2 separate regions of the Mus musculus genome follow, and region 2 is linked to region 1. The links are chromatin contacts, found by Hi-C in ENCODE. All regions are on one chromosome and are shown on one strand. The core of a region is the stretch at or near the end of the contact, and the rest is flanking DNA. Distances in the headings are between cores, read along the strand shown. Region 1 holds the start of Cyld (CYLD lysine 63 deubiquitinase). Region 2 holds the start of Adcy7 (adenylate cyclase 7).

The links. Hi-C counts contacts between places; a loop is a spot of excess contacts on that map.
Region 2: a loop to region 1 is called in a map of T-helper 2 cell, with 4 times the contacts of the local background. The contact joins the promoter of Adcy7 here to the promoter of Cyld in region 1. A Hi-C loop is called at or near these places in 3 of 37 maps with a recorded cell type or tissue (T-helper 17 cell, T-helper 2 cell and regulatory T cell).

Annotation. Positions count from the first base shown.
Region 1 is chr8:88,694,736-88,701,082 of GRCm38, reverse strand. Cyld (CYLD lysine 63 deubiquitinase) reads right to left here and starts at 4,055. Exons shown (of 17, transcript NM_173369.3): 1 at 3,984-4,055.
Region 2 is chr8:88,289,196-88,295,728 of GRCm38, reverse strand. Adcy7 (adenylate cyclase 7) reads right to left here and starts at 1,525. Exons shown (of 28, transcript NM_001037724.4): 1 at 1,467-1,525; 2 at 595-702; 3 at 50-157.

The DNA.
Region 1 (6,347 bases), core at 2,806-5,305:
TATTTTATTTTTAAAATAATTCTTTTTATTTCTAAAATTTCTAAAACTGGGTATCTTTAGATGGTAAATTGGTACCTGCCTATTCTATTAACTCTCTCTAACTTAACAACTAATGCCACAATTTGAAGTTTAAAAAAATTAGTGTTAATGAAACATTATCAAAACAAAATAATTGTATATGTTTCAGGACATTATATTTAAATGAATTTGATCTCAAAAGATAGTACACAGTTTTAAGAATTATATAACTGCTTGGTTTGTAAAAAGGTCTATGGCAATAAACAGAACTTTTCAAGAATATTTTTTAAATGAACTAGACAAAGAATGATGAATGCAACTTGTTGCACAAGTGAACCTGAGTTTATATTCAGTAATAGAATAGGTACAACAGACAACTAAAATAGTCAAAACAAACATTATAAAATATTTTTTAAAGTATTATCCAAAGAGAAAGAGACGTGTGAACCTTCCCGCTTTTAAAAGGAATATATCAAGAATAAGATTCAGGGGGTTGGAGAGATGGTTCAGCAGTTAAGAGCACTGACTACAATTCCAGAGGACTCAGATTCAATTCCCAGCACCCACATTGAAGCTCACAACTATCTGTAACCCCAGGATTTGACACCCTCACACAGACACACATGCAGGTAAAACACTAGTGCATATAAAAACGAGAATAAATAAAATGTATAAAAAGAAAAAAGTATGTTTGAAACACATTAAAATTAATTTCCTTTATTACAAATAATAAAATAGAATAGAGAACTTTGTCTCTTTCTACACACATACCTGATGAAAAACCAAATGATCATTTATCATCTCAAAACATCAGCATCACAACAGAAATATCCTAACCATCTTTTCTCTTCCTGTAGTAATGAATATAATACCAACATTCTCACTCCTCTGGGATCTGCACAGTAGTTAAATAAAGCCTTAGAACCCCAAGCAATAAGAACTGTCTCAAGACTCTACAAAGAGAAACATCAAAATCACATCGTGAGCTTTTTCCAGATCACGTTCAATATTCTGATACAGTCAGTAGACCCTGAAAACTACACACTTTAAGGGCTGATGTCTGCTTTCCACCCATTCAGCTTCCGCTTTAAGTGCAGGTCATGACTGCTATTAGACAACAAGTTCACAGTAATGAGGAGAGAGAGAGTATGAAGGGGGAGATTTTCAACTATACTCTCGAGTTACTTGGCAAATGGAATCATTGTGAAGGTGAATATATCAGGAACAACTCATCTAAACATTGTCCCATGTCTGACTGGGTAACAGTAATTGTGTATATTTTGATTAATTACTGAAATACTGAAAGAAGAGTATCAAAGAGCTGGACCACAACAATGTAGCCTCAAACTGTTCAGCATGACACAAAGATGAAAGGAGGCCTTTCTTGGGGACACTGGAGACGAGGGAACAAAAAAGAATCTATCTGCTTATGAGCAAGTTGTCGGCCTGAATGCTGAGTAAAGGAGGGTTCCATTATGTTAAGATAAAAATTATTAAACTAAATGAGGGTTAAAAAAATAAATGTTGAACAATTTCCAGTGAATGAAATGATAAGATGAACAGGATGCAAGTCCTACAACAAATATTAATGATCAGAATTACCAGGTTTTAAGAATCACAATATGAATGGTCACCAGCTACATAAAAGCGATAATGTAATTTTTCTAGACTAAAACATCTGGATGCTCAAGTGATCAAGATGTACCATCCCCAAGACACTCACAAAGACAGGTGTAATTCAATCACATCTGGCTCTTCTGAGGTAGCCTCCTTGTTCTAAAACACCACAGAAAGCTTTCTAAATCACAATAGAAATTACAATACTAAATACTGCTCAAATCACAAATGGTAAAGAGGTAAGCAGGCTGGCATGGATATGCAAGAAAAGAGCCACATCTTCTCCAAATGCTTTCAGTCAGTTAGAATGACTAACTTAAGAAAAAACAACTCTTACTAAAAGAACAAGTCATTACATGCCTAAACAGTAAATAGAAATACAGAGATTTCAAGACCAGAATAATTTGTGACACGAGGATACAGTCACAAAACCAAGTGGGACTTAAAAGGTTTATTTAATAAAAAAGTCTGGAAAAAAAAAAAAAGTCTGGCTCTTGCATCTGCAGTCACATCAGGAAGACAGGAACAATGCTGTCTCTTGTGAGTTAAACCTAACCACTGGGCTCTAAAAATGTGACTTCCCCACTCCTTGTCTTTCCAGGGACTAGACCAGAAAACTTGATTAGCTTAGATTGTAATGGTGGAAGCCAAAATGCTATTTCCTTGTCCTATTTAAGTGACCAGAAGTTTCTACTATGTTAAAAATAAGAGTCAAGAAATAGAGAAACATGATGTTTGCCTAAAATATCATTAATTCTCTGGGGAAAAAAATCACAATCAATTTTATACTATGCTACTATCCATATAAGTAGAAACAAGTAAGGTGAAATGTCACAATTATGAAACCAGGTTGTTTGGAGCTTCATTTGAAACTAAAAATGTAAGATGACAGTATAAACACCAGGAGCAAAACACTAAGTATAGATTGATGGGCAGGATAATTACTGCTCTTTCTTCATGTATTAAAGACTTCCTTAAATCACTTAACCACAGTTTAGGTATCTTCTGTTTAATATGTCATTTTTACATAACAAGTTCCTGGTCTTATCAGCTCATCTCAAAAGTTTCCAGTCCAAACAAGGCTTTTTTTTTTTTTTTTAAAGAATACCTTAAAATTTTGCAGCAGAACATTAGAGAATGTTCTGGGTACTGTCAACATTCAAATTACATGAACTTCACTAAGAATTTCCAGCAAATCACTTTCCTTCAATACTGTTCTAGTGCAAATCCACCCACTACCCAGCGGGGAGCAGCAGGCTAAATTCTTGGGGCCATTCAACCTACTTGAGGTATGAGGGGGTGTGCAAGAGACTGATGTTTGAATGCACGCCCTCTTGATGCCTGCATTCTTCTCTGGAGCCAATGATTACAAAAATGAGCAATCTTATTAGGAATCCCTGATTAGCCCCAACACAGACACACACAGACACACACACACACACACACACACACACCACAGCAAGGTATGAATGAATGCTCCTCTAAGGAGACAACTTTCCAGGGAAAATCAAAAAGAGGAAGGTGGCGGGGATAGTGGGGGTTGGGAGATTGCAAGGCTTGGTGGCTAGAGGATGACAAACCCCTAAAACATGCAAATGCCAAGGGGTGGAATAGAAAAAGATGCCAAGGACATGAATAACCTGGCAGCTGACCCAGATGAACTCAGTTCCAGACCATGATCATTCGCGACTTGGCGGTCTCCTCCAAGGCTGACCATAATAATAAAAGGAAAAACAAGGTACCTGTCTCAACAGGATGCACCTTCCAACTACACAACTGTGCAAAACCATCCTCTCTCCTCCCCCCTCCCTCCAGACCAGAGAAACTGAAAGAAAAAGCAGAACACGCCATTAGCGAGGCCAGACTGCTCTTCCGGGAGCGGAGCCACCAACACCCCACAAAACAGCACAGACGTGAGGTACCATAACCCGAGATTCTCCCTGCCTCCTGCAGCCGTTGGGAGCCAGGCAGGGTCCCGGCCTCAGTTTCCCCATCTGTCCACGACGGCGGGCCAGAGAGAAAGACGGAGTCCTGCACTGCTCCTACCCAAGCCCTGTGGTGCAGGAGTCCCGCGAGTCGGGAGCCCTCGGGCAGGCTGGAGGTGACAACCGCGGTTGACGTCAGAAGCTCGTCGGCCCGGGGCAGCTAACGGGCGGGCGCTGAGGCCCGACGGTCGCCTCCGCGCTTCAGGGCGCCTGAGGCAGAGCAGGAACACTGGGGACCTAGCGTCAGCCGCGCGGCCGCGCACACTCACCCGCCTCGGCCGCCGCTCAGCGCCGCAGCCCCGGGCTTCAGAACCAGCGTCCCGGGCCGGCCGGGCGCCCCACACCCACCACCCCAGTATTTACCTCAGGCGCGCGGGCCCCCGCGCAGCCGAACCTGCTACCTGGGCCCGCCCCCACCTGCCCCGCCTCCGAACTGCCCGCGGGGAGGGAGGAGCGGAGGCGGAGAGGGTAGATGCCGCGCTAGCCAATCGTATTCAGAGATCCGACCCTGCGTGCGCTCTGATTGGGTTTTCTTGTAACAGACCTTCCTCCAATGGCTGCTGGCAGGGTGCTGGCTGAAGGGACTTTCCGCTCGGTCAAGCTCGGTGGAGGCAAAGGGAAAGCGAAGGGGCGGGGCAGAGGAGAAAGGGTGGGGGCGAGGAGCGATGGCTGATTGGGCGAAAGGCCGCCAGTGTCATGTCACCATTGGCTGAAACCACGCCTGGGCGGGGCGCTGTGCTCTTAGCTCCACCCTCCTTGCGCGGGTCTTGTCTCTTGGCTTAGCTGTCAAAACTAGGGTGGGAAGCGATCCAGAGAAGAACTGAGAATAATTTTCAGAATTCCATTGAAAGAACAAAGCTTAGAATTACACCTAGAGTCAATGTTTTCTTTCTCAGTTTGTCAACATGTAACACGGGGAACTCCCAACCATCCTAAGCCTCAATTTCCTCGTCTGTAGAACGGAGGTGTTAGTACCACCTGTTTTACCGGATTATTGTGAAATGCTATATAGTATCTCCTAACAGTAGACTCTGTACAAACTGAAGCTCTTTCTGTCCTCAGATGGCGTCTGGGACACCTGCTGTTTTTTTAAACTTCTGTGGCCATCCTCTCCAAGGGTGGAGAGAGTCTCCTAAGGATAAAGAAAGGCTTTCCACCCTCTACCTTACCCGGGACTGCATCCCTGGCCACCAGCCAGAATTAAGGGTATAATGAAGGATCTTTCAATTAGACGGAAGGATTCTGACTCCCAAAAGTGTTCAAAATATTTAAAGAAACTCTTTTTATAATCAGCCCCAGAGCCTGGCAGCACATGACTTGCTTCACTGGATAGTTCTCTTAATTAATTCCTTCTCCTTTGACATTTTAACTACTAATTATGGGAGAAGGTGATTAATACTGAGAAGGAGGGGTGTGTGTGTGTGTGTGTGTGTGTGTGTGTGTGTGTGTGTGTGTGTGTGTGTTTAATCATGACACAAATTTCCCCAGTGAAGACTACCATGTTTCTGAAAATCCAAACAATGAAAACCACTAACACAGAAGCAGACAGACACATGGGTGATTGCTAACAGTATTAACTCACAACTCCTCTCCCTGCTGAAATCAACCATGATGAAATTGGTATCTTCTGAAAACTGAAGCCTCAACTCTTTCCTGTCTTTCACTGGTATACATATATCCTGTTCCCAATTTCCCAAGCTCTAGCCACATGATATAAATCAATAGTGACACACAGTGGCCTTAGACAACAACATTCCCCTATAGATCTGGATTCTCCCATGACACTGGCATGATTCAGAGATCCAATCTGGCTGTGTGGGAGAACATTTTGCTTGGCCCCATCCAACAAGGAAGAGGACAGAGTTGAGGAAGTAGACTTGGGAATCTTTTAGTGGGTCAAGCAGACTTATTTTCTCCAGATTGTCAGAGTCCTTCCCCCACTCTGTTTTCTCTCCTCAGATCCTTTCTCTCATGCTCATTGTCCTTAGGCTCCTGGAGATGTGATTTGCCGCTCCTGGCTGAAGCATCTTTATGTCCTTTCTGATAGTGACATCTTGTATAGTTGAATGCTCTGCTTCAGTAGGGTTTGCCACTGCACTATCAGTAACCATGTACCTCACTTATCCCCACCCCCACCCCCGCTGACACATGCTCACTGAATCAGGATAAGGGCCTGACTTCATCCAAGATCACCAGCTCATCCAAACCTTACTTGCAGGCTCTTCTTAGTCGCCATTCCAGGTCAGTCGGTACTGGCTGCCTAGAACTGAGCTGCCTAGAACGATGCTGAAGCTGTGCGTTCAGGCTCAAGAGATAAAATAGCCGCCATGGTCTGACACACAAAAATGATGTTATTGTCATACTAGATACTATTTGCAGTTCTTCATCTTTCCGGTGTCTTGTTTTATGGAAGGGAGATTAAGGTCCAGAGAGGGAAAATAGTTTCCCTCAGTTACACAGCTGTTTCTTCGCCTGAGTTTAAGTGGTATCTCTGACTAAAGTGCTTCCTAGGCCTCCACAATCTTCCCTTCAAGTAAGGCCCAGCCCAAGTGCAAACTCTACCAGCCATCTTTTCAGATGACTCCAGACCCCATTGATAACCTCTTGCTTCCCTGCCCTCAGCCTGTCCCACCCAACCTGGGCTTGGCTCCATGCAGATCAGGTTAAGTAGCTGAGCAGCTACCAGGAAACACATCTAAGTAGAGAACAGGAATGCCTGATCTGCCT
Region 2 (6,533 bases), core at 276-2,775, 400 kb after region 1:
GTGTTCCTAACCACTGAGCCATCTCTCCAGACCCCAGGCTCATTCTTACCTTTGCACCTGCATTCCTTGACGCACAGGACAGAGCAAGCTAGCCACACATCCACAGGGCCTTATCACGAGGAGTGCTGAGTCGTCTCTCCTCTCCCGTTTAAAGCCCCTATAATACATATGAACAAGTCAGCATTCAACAGCTGTGGGCCTCAACCCTCCTAACACTGCGACCCTTTAATACATACAGCTCCTCATGTCATGGTGACCCCCCAACCATAAAATTATTTTTACTGCTACTTCATAACTGTAATTCTGCTGCTGCTATGAATCATAATGTAAATATTTTTAGAGGTAGAGGCTTGCCAAAAAGGTTGTGACCCACAGGTTGAGAACCTCTGACTTACAGGAGACCCGCTACTGGTTAAGGGGCCTCTCTCTGCACTGCAATAATGAACTTCCTTTAGGAAATGCTAGCTTTGGAGTCTCCCAGACCCAGCTTAGAACTCCTCCCCCAGGAAGTCTCCCCAAGCCATGGTGACACCTCCCCCTTTCTGGCAGTCAGGGGCCCCACTACCAGGGTGGAGAGACCTAACAGGGACCAACCTGACTTTGCCCTCTTGGATGGTGGGAAGAGATGAGGTCAAGGCCCTGTGGCTCTCGTGGGCTCCACAGCTGTCTCCTGGGAGCTTCCAGGTAGAGACATCTTCTTCCCTGGGGAAAGGAGGCAAGAAGATAACTCCTAGTGCCAGAGTGTGACCATGTGCCTCAGTTTCCAGGCCACACTGGGCAGAGAACAAAATTCAAAAAACAGTTCAGCTCCACCTCCCTCTGCATAGCTCCAACGGCCCAGGCATTTCCTCGCCCTCTCCTGGCCTGGTCACTCCAGGGTTCCTGAGCTGTCCTGCTTTTCCAGCAAAGGACTGATAGGTAGAAGTGAGCAGCCTGCCCCACCAGAACCCAGTAGGCCACCTAGGGAGTCCAGCAAGGCCTCTGTCCCAACAGCAAGCTTGAGGCTACTACCCACCTCAGAAGTCTCAACAGCCCACACAGCAAGCACTCGCTGTAGAAAGGCCTCCCTAGCCCAAGGTCCTGAAGGACTCTCTTCCCAGGCTTCCTGAGAGCCCTATAAGGTCAATAGGACCTGTCTGTAACGGGGGAGGGACAGGCCTGAGAGGGAAAAGCCTTCAGGGAAAGCAACCCCTGTGTCACCTAAACCACTGTCTCACCTCCAAAGTTAGACCGGCCCTGGACTCAGAGGCCCTTTCCATAGCTATGTGAAGCATGGGTACCCTCCTTTGGTCTCCCCAAACTTCAGCCTTCCAGAGCTTAGGCTGTAGACTGGACACTAGAGGTTCACACATGGAGCCTTTGTCCCAGCAGGCCCTGCTCCTTAAACCCTGGCCTCCCTTGAGGACAATTTTCCAGGGACCCTTGTACCTGGCCAGAACACCAAGAACCCCAAACCCCTCGCTTACCCCAGCCCAAAACTCTCTCGGCAACTTCTTGGGTCTTCCTGGTGGCTGTGGGTTTTGACTGATTTTGCTTCCCCAAATAAGCCCCGCCCTTTCATCATTGAGTCTGAGTGGCCTGAAAATGCTGCCCATCACCCACCTCATAGCACATCCACTTAGCCAACTCCTCCAGGAAGACCACTTGGTCCCTCCCACCTGGCTTCCCCAGGGCTGCCCTAGCCTGTTACTGCGGGGGTGTAAGGTACCTCCTCACAGGCTGAGCACTGCTCAGCATCTTGCAGGGCAGGCGTGCAGATCCTATGCCACATTGCAATAGAGCCAGCACCCAGTGGGCAGTGTAGGCAGGCCCAAGTGTGGAGGATCCCATCTGACCTCCATAAAGCCACCCTCTAAGTCTACAAGTGCTAAAAGAACGAAGGGATCCACCGCAGCCCCATCACCAGTTCCTCTCTGGACTCCTGCCTTACACCAGGGTAAGGTGCTGAAGCCACAAGAAGCAAAATAACACAGGGTTCCTGTGCAACACATGTGGGGACAGGGGACCCACGTGACCAACTACTAAATGAGGAAAGGAAATGGGAGGGTGGACAAGGTGCCGCCTGTGCTCACAATGGAAAAACAGGAGAGCCTAGAGGTTCAGAGTGCAAGTTCTGAGCTCAGACACCTGGAAGGTGCTGTGTGGCCTAGCCACATTTAGTAACCTCTCTGGGCTTCAGCCTCCAGATACAAAGAATGAACTGGTAGTGGTACCTAACTATTAGGGGCTTCATACAAAAGGCAGCATACCATCAGCAGCACCATGACCTCGAAGGGTCATGCTAGCCTACTCTAAGCATGAGGTTTGCAGCCTAAGCAACCTTGACATACAAGGACCAGAAAGCTCTTCCCAGAGGTATCCATCTTCCTGCCTGCCCACCCCTGCCCACCACCAAGCAGTTCTTCCCCCTGACTCCCCTGGCAGGGAAAGGGATGCAGCCGTGCCCCATTCTGCCCCCCAGAGCCCCTTGGTATCCCCATGCATCTCCCTGGGGCATTTGGTATTTCAAAAGAGGCTGCCTCCCATTAGTTGGGGCCCCATGAGAGCATCACCTCCAGCCTCCTTCCCAGCCAGATGGGGTCCTGGAGATAGGTGTGGGGAGCAGGGGCGGGCTGCCTGTCCCAGCCTCCTGTGATTGATAGCAGGGCCGGCCAGCCTGCCATGGAAATGAACAGACTGAAGCCCAAAGGACAAGGTGACATTCTTAGAAAATGGTGGTACCCAAGTGGGGGCTCCCCTTTTCTGAGGAGAAGGGGAGGGGGACAATGGGGGGGTACTTGTAAGGGTGGGATTGGATCTAGAGGATGTGGGCTGTGATCAGGATGTAAAGTGAATTAAATAATAAATAAATAAATAAATAAATAAATAAATAAATAAATAAATAAATAAATAAAGGAGAGGGACAGACATGTCCACTGGATGGGTCCCGTGACCACCGGATGGGTCCCGAGCCCACATTCTCCTTGCTGAGGGAGAGATACTCGTGTGGTCAGGGCTGTGCCATCCCACAGCACTCATGGGGAAATGCATGCTGGCCTGATCGCTGCAGAGCCCAGTGGCCCTGGGTTGTCCCTCCTGTGCTTCAGAGCCCTGTGCTTCTCCCTGCTCAGCCTGGGGAGCTGATGTAAGTCATCAGTGACGTAAGTCAACTGACCCCAGGACATGAGACTAAGCCACTTCCAAGGTAGGTAGCTGGGCCTCAATAGGGCACTGAGGGCCAGATGACAATCCAGGCTCTAGAAGCATCCATCACTGGCACCCTTCCGACCCTTCAGAGAGAATTGTGCTCCGCAGATCTCAGCCGGCCATTATGTAAAGGGGGCATAAGCTCCTTCCTTCCAGGAGCCAGGCCTCTGTCATGGCCACTTTGTAAGGACCAGCTGGGTGCTGATGTCCAGGGAGAAAGCAAAGAAGGTGGCCCTAGCGATTCAGAAAGCACTGCTGAGAAATGGCCTACAGTAGCCGAGATTTCAAAGAGGCAGGGAATTCCTTTTAGTGGCCAGCCCTGGGTGGGGGTGAGGGACAGGGATGGACACAGGAGAGGGCATAAGAAAGATGTCGGGAGGTTGCCCACAGAGACAGGCAGACACATGGAGCTGCCCTCTTGGTGGAGCCTAGGACTCCTGAAAGGGCTCCCCTCAGAGGAATGCCAACCAGGTTAAGTGCTGTAGTGTGTGCGGCATGGAGGCTGCATGGATGGGCAGAGAGACTGCACAGACAAGCAGCAGGGGAGTGCCAAGCCAGTGCTGTGAGCAAGTCAGAGGGCTGGCTAAGAGTGGACACGAAGACAGGGAGACCTGGGAGGCTGACAGGGATCACATCTGACCTCTGCAGAGGAGAAACTAACCATACACTGTTAGAAGTCTCAATACTGTGAACCTCCTACTCGGTCCAGGCTGGCCACCCCATCCTGTGCTGAGCACAGGGCCTGGGCCAAACCAACACCCGGGGCCACACTACATACATCCTGCAAAGACAGCAGATGACAGCAAGAAAGCTCTGTTCTAAGTATCCCTGAAGAAGGCCAGCTAGGGAAATAGAACAGTGACCAGGCTGCTGCCCATTCAACCCACCAGCATGTCCACCTAGCAGAGGACTCGAGGGACAACAGACCCATCAGCCAGGGTGGGTCTGAACCAAGACTGGTGAAGGCCAGCCACGACGCGATGCTGAAACCCTGAGCAGCAGCGGGTTGAGCCGGATGCCTGTGGCTAGCCAGAAATGCTGTGGCACACATTCCCCTCCCCAGGGCGTCAGGGCAGAAGGTCAAAGGACAAGAGCAGAGCCCATGGACCATCCCTCCCCCAAGCTACAGTGGAAGATGATGCTATACAAGCTGACCGTCAGAGTGTGTATCAGAACCTCATATTTACCTCCGGGGCGCCATCAGCTCCATCTTACAGATGAGAAACCGGAGGAACAAAAGAGACCAACAAGGGACATGGACTGTCCCAGAATTACCCACTGGCTCTGCCTACCTTCATTGCCTATCTCCCACCCAAGGCAAATGGGAACCCTATGCTATAACACCAGCACTAGGGACCAACATCAGATGGTCAGGCATATATATGGAAAGTCCCATGTCACCCAGCCATCTCACAGTGAGTCCAAAGATAGCAGTCACACTATGCGCAGGCACCTCTCTTCAAGGAAGCTCACCACTGTTAGTGCCCCCACACGTCCACAACAGTTCTCTCCTTTGACCCTGTACCTTACCAGAAAGGACTGGGTGTCCTGACCCCACCCCTACCCTCCAGCATGGTGGCCCACTACCCTTAGGTAGTGGATGGGAGGAGGGGAGACTCGATCCAGGAGTACACACACCCCATCCTCGGATTCTTCTGTAAACTGGGCAGTGAATGGCTTTGACCATGTGGGCAAAGAGGGTGAGGGTGTTCACATGTCCTTCAGACAGCATCAAGCTGGCCTCTGTCTTCCTTCCCAGAGAGGCCTTTGTCTGTCACCGCTGTCTTCCCCTTACCACGTCCACCTCCATTCCCTAGAGCCCCAGGGCCAAGTCCTAACATGGAGACCTTTCAAAGCCGCTTCCAACTCTCATAGTGTGGCGTTTCCTCCTTCCAACACAACCTTCCGCCTTCCCTCCTCATGCAGACCCCTGGTACAGGGAGCTCCAGAGCACACAGCACTCCACAGAGATGAAAAGACCTCAAAGCTGAACTTCCTGCAGCGTGCTGGGTTTCAGACTTCCTCTGAAACTCAGCCCTCACCACTGCGGTCTCTGCTCTCCAAGACAATAACACATCTCATGCCAGATTCAGTATCTTTCTACATTTTATTTTCTGTCCCCCAAAGTCACTCAAACGTTAAATACTTAATTCTTAAATGTGTTTATTCGCCTAAAGGCTGAGATCTCCCAAGCAACAATAAATGGTTTATGCCCTGGGGCCCATGGGTCTACACCACCCCTCACATCACCTGTGAGTCCACAGCTGAGAGCTGCAGAGTTCTTGGGGGGGTGTGGGGGGAGGAAGTAAGGCCTCCTAGGCTGAGCCCATACTATTGCCTTCAATCCAAGCCTTTGAGACCTGTCTTGACCCCCAAATCCAGACACCATGCCACCCTCTCCCAGAGGCTGGCCAGGGAAAATGGTCCCTGGCCTGCCCCTAAACAAGAAGGGGCACCTGTTCCACCCTCTGCTATATGCATGGGACCCCGCTAGGTGGCCCCACCTGGGACCTTGAGACAGACAAATGGGGGAAAGAAAAGTTCCCTTTTTCTTAGACATCTTGGATTTCTGTCTCTTAAGTATGTACCACTTTCAGAAGATGCTCTGAAAATTTTTTTTTTCTCATTTATTTTTGGGGCTGTGGATGGAACCCCGTGCCTCCGAGCTTCACTGCAGTGTCTACATTCAGAATTATTTTTTTGTTGCTTTGTTTACTACGTTTTATTGATTTTTTTTTCTTGGTTTTTCGAGACAGGGTTTCTCTGTATAGCCCTGGCTGTCCTGGAACTCACTTTGTAGACCAGGCTGGCCTTGAACTCAGATATCCGCCCGCCTCTGCCTCCCAAGTGCTGGGATTAAAGGCGTGTGCCACCATGCCCAGCAATTGATAATTTTTATTTTCTGTGAGGAAAGCAAGGTGCACTTGTAAATGTAAAAAGATCACAGTCTTGAAAGAACCTCGGGCATCTAAGAGCAGGCAGTTCACAGAATTCCATGTAACATAGCGAATAGAGCAGGCAGCAGCGTTGCCTAAAACCCTGGCAGCACTGTATTGGGTTTTTGGTTTTGGGTTTTGTTTTTTTGGTTTTTTTGGTTTTTGGTTTTTTTTTTTGTTTGTTTGTTTTTTGTTTTTTGCCAAGCTGGAAAAAGCCAGGGCCAAGCAGTCTGGGTTCCCCACTGAGGAACCGCCCTCCTAGCTGCCTGGCTAAGGAGGTGAGGAGCCCCTCTCCCCACCAACAGCTGGGCCTCGGCTCACTTCCTTCCCACAAGCCTGGGTCCCAAGGCCTGTCCTGCTGGCTCCCCAGGCCCAGACCAAAGAACAGGCGCCATCCCACACCAGAATCAC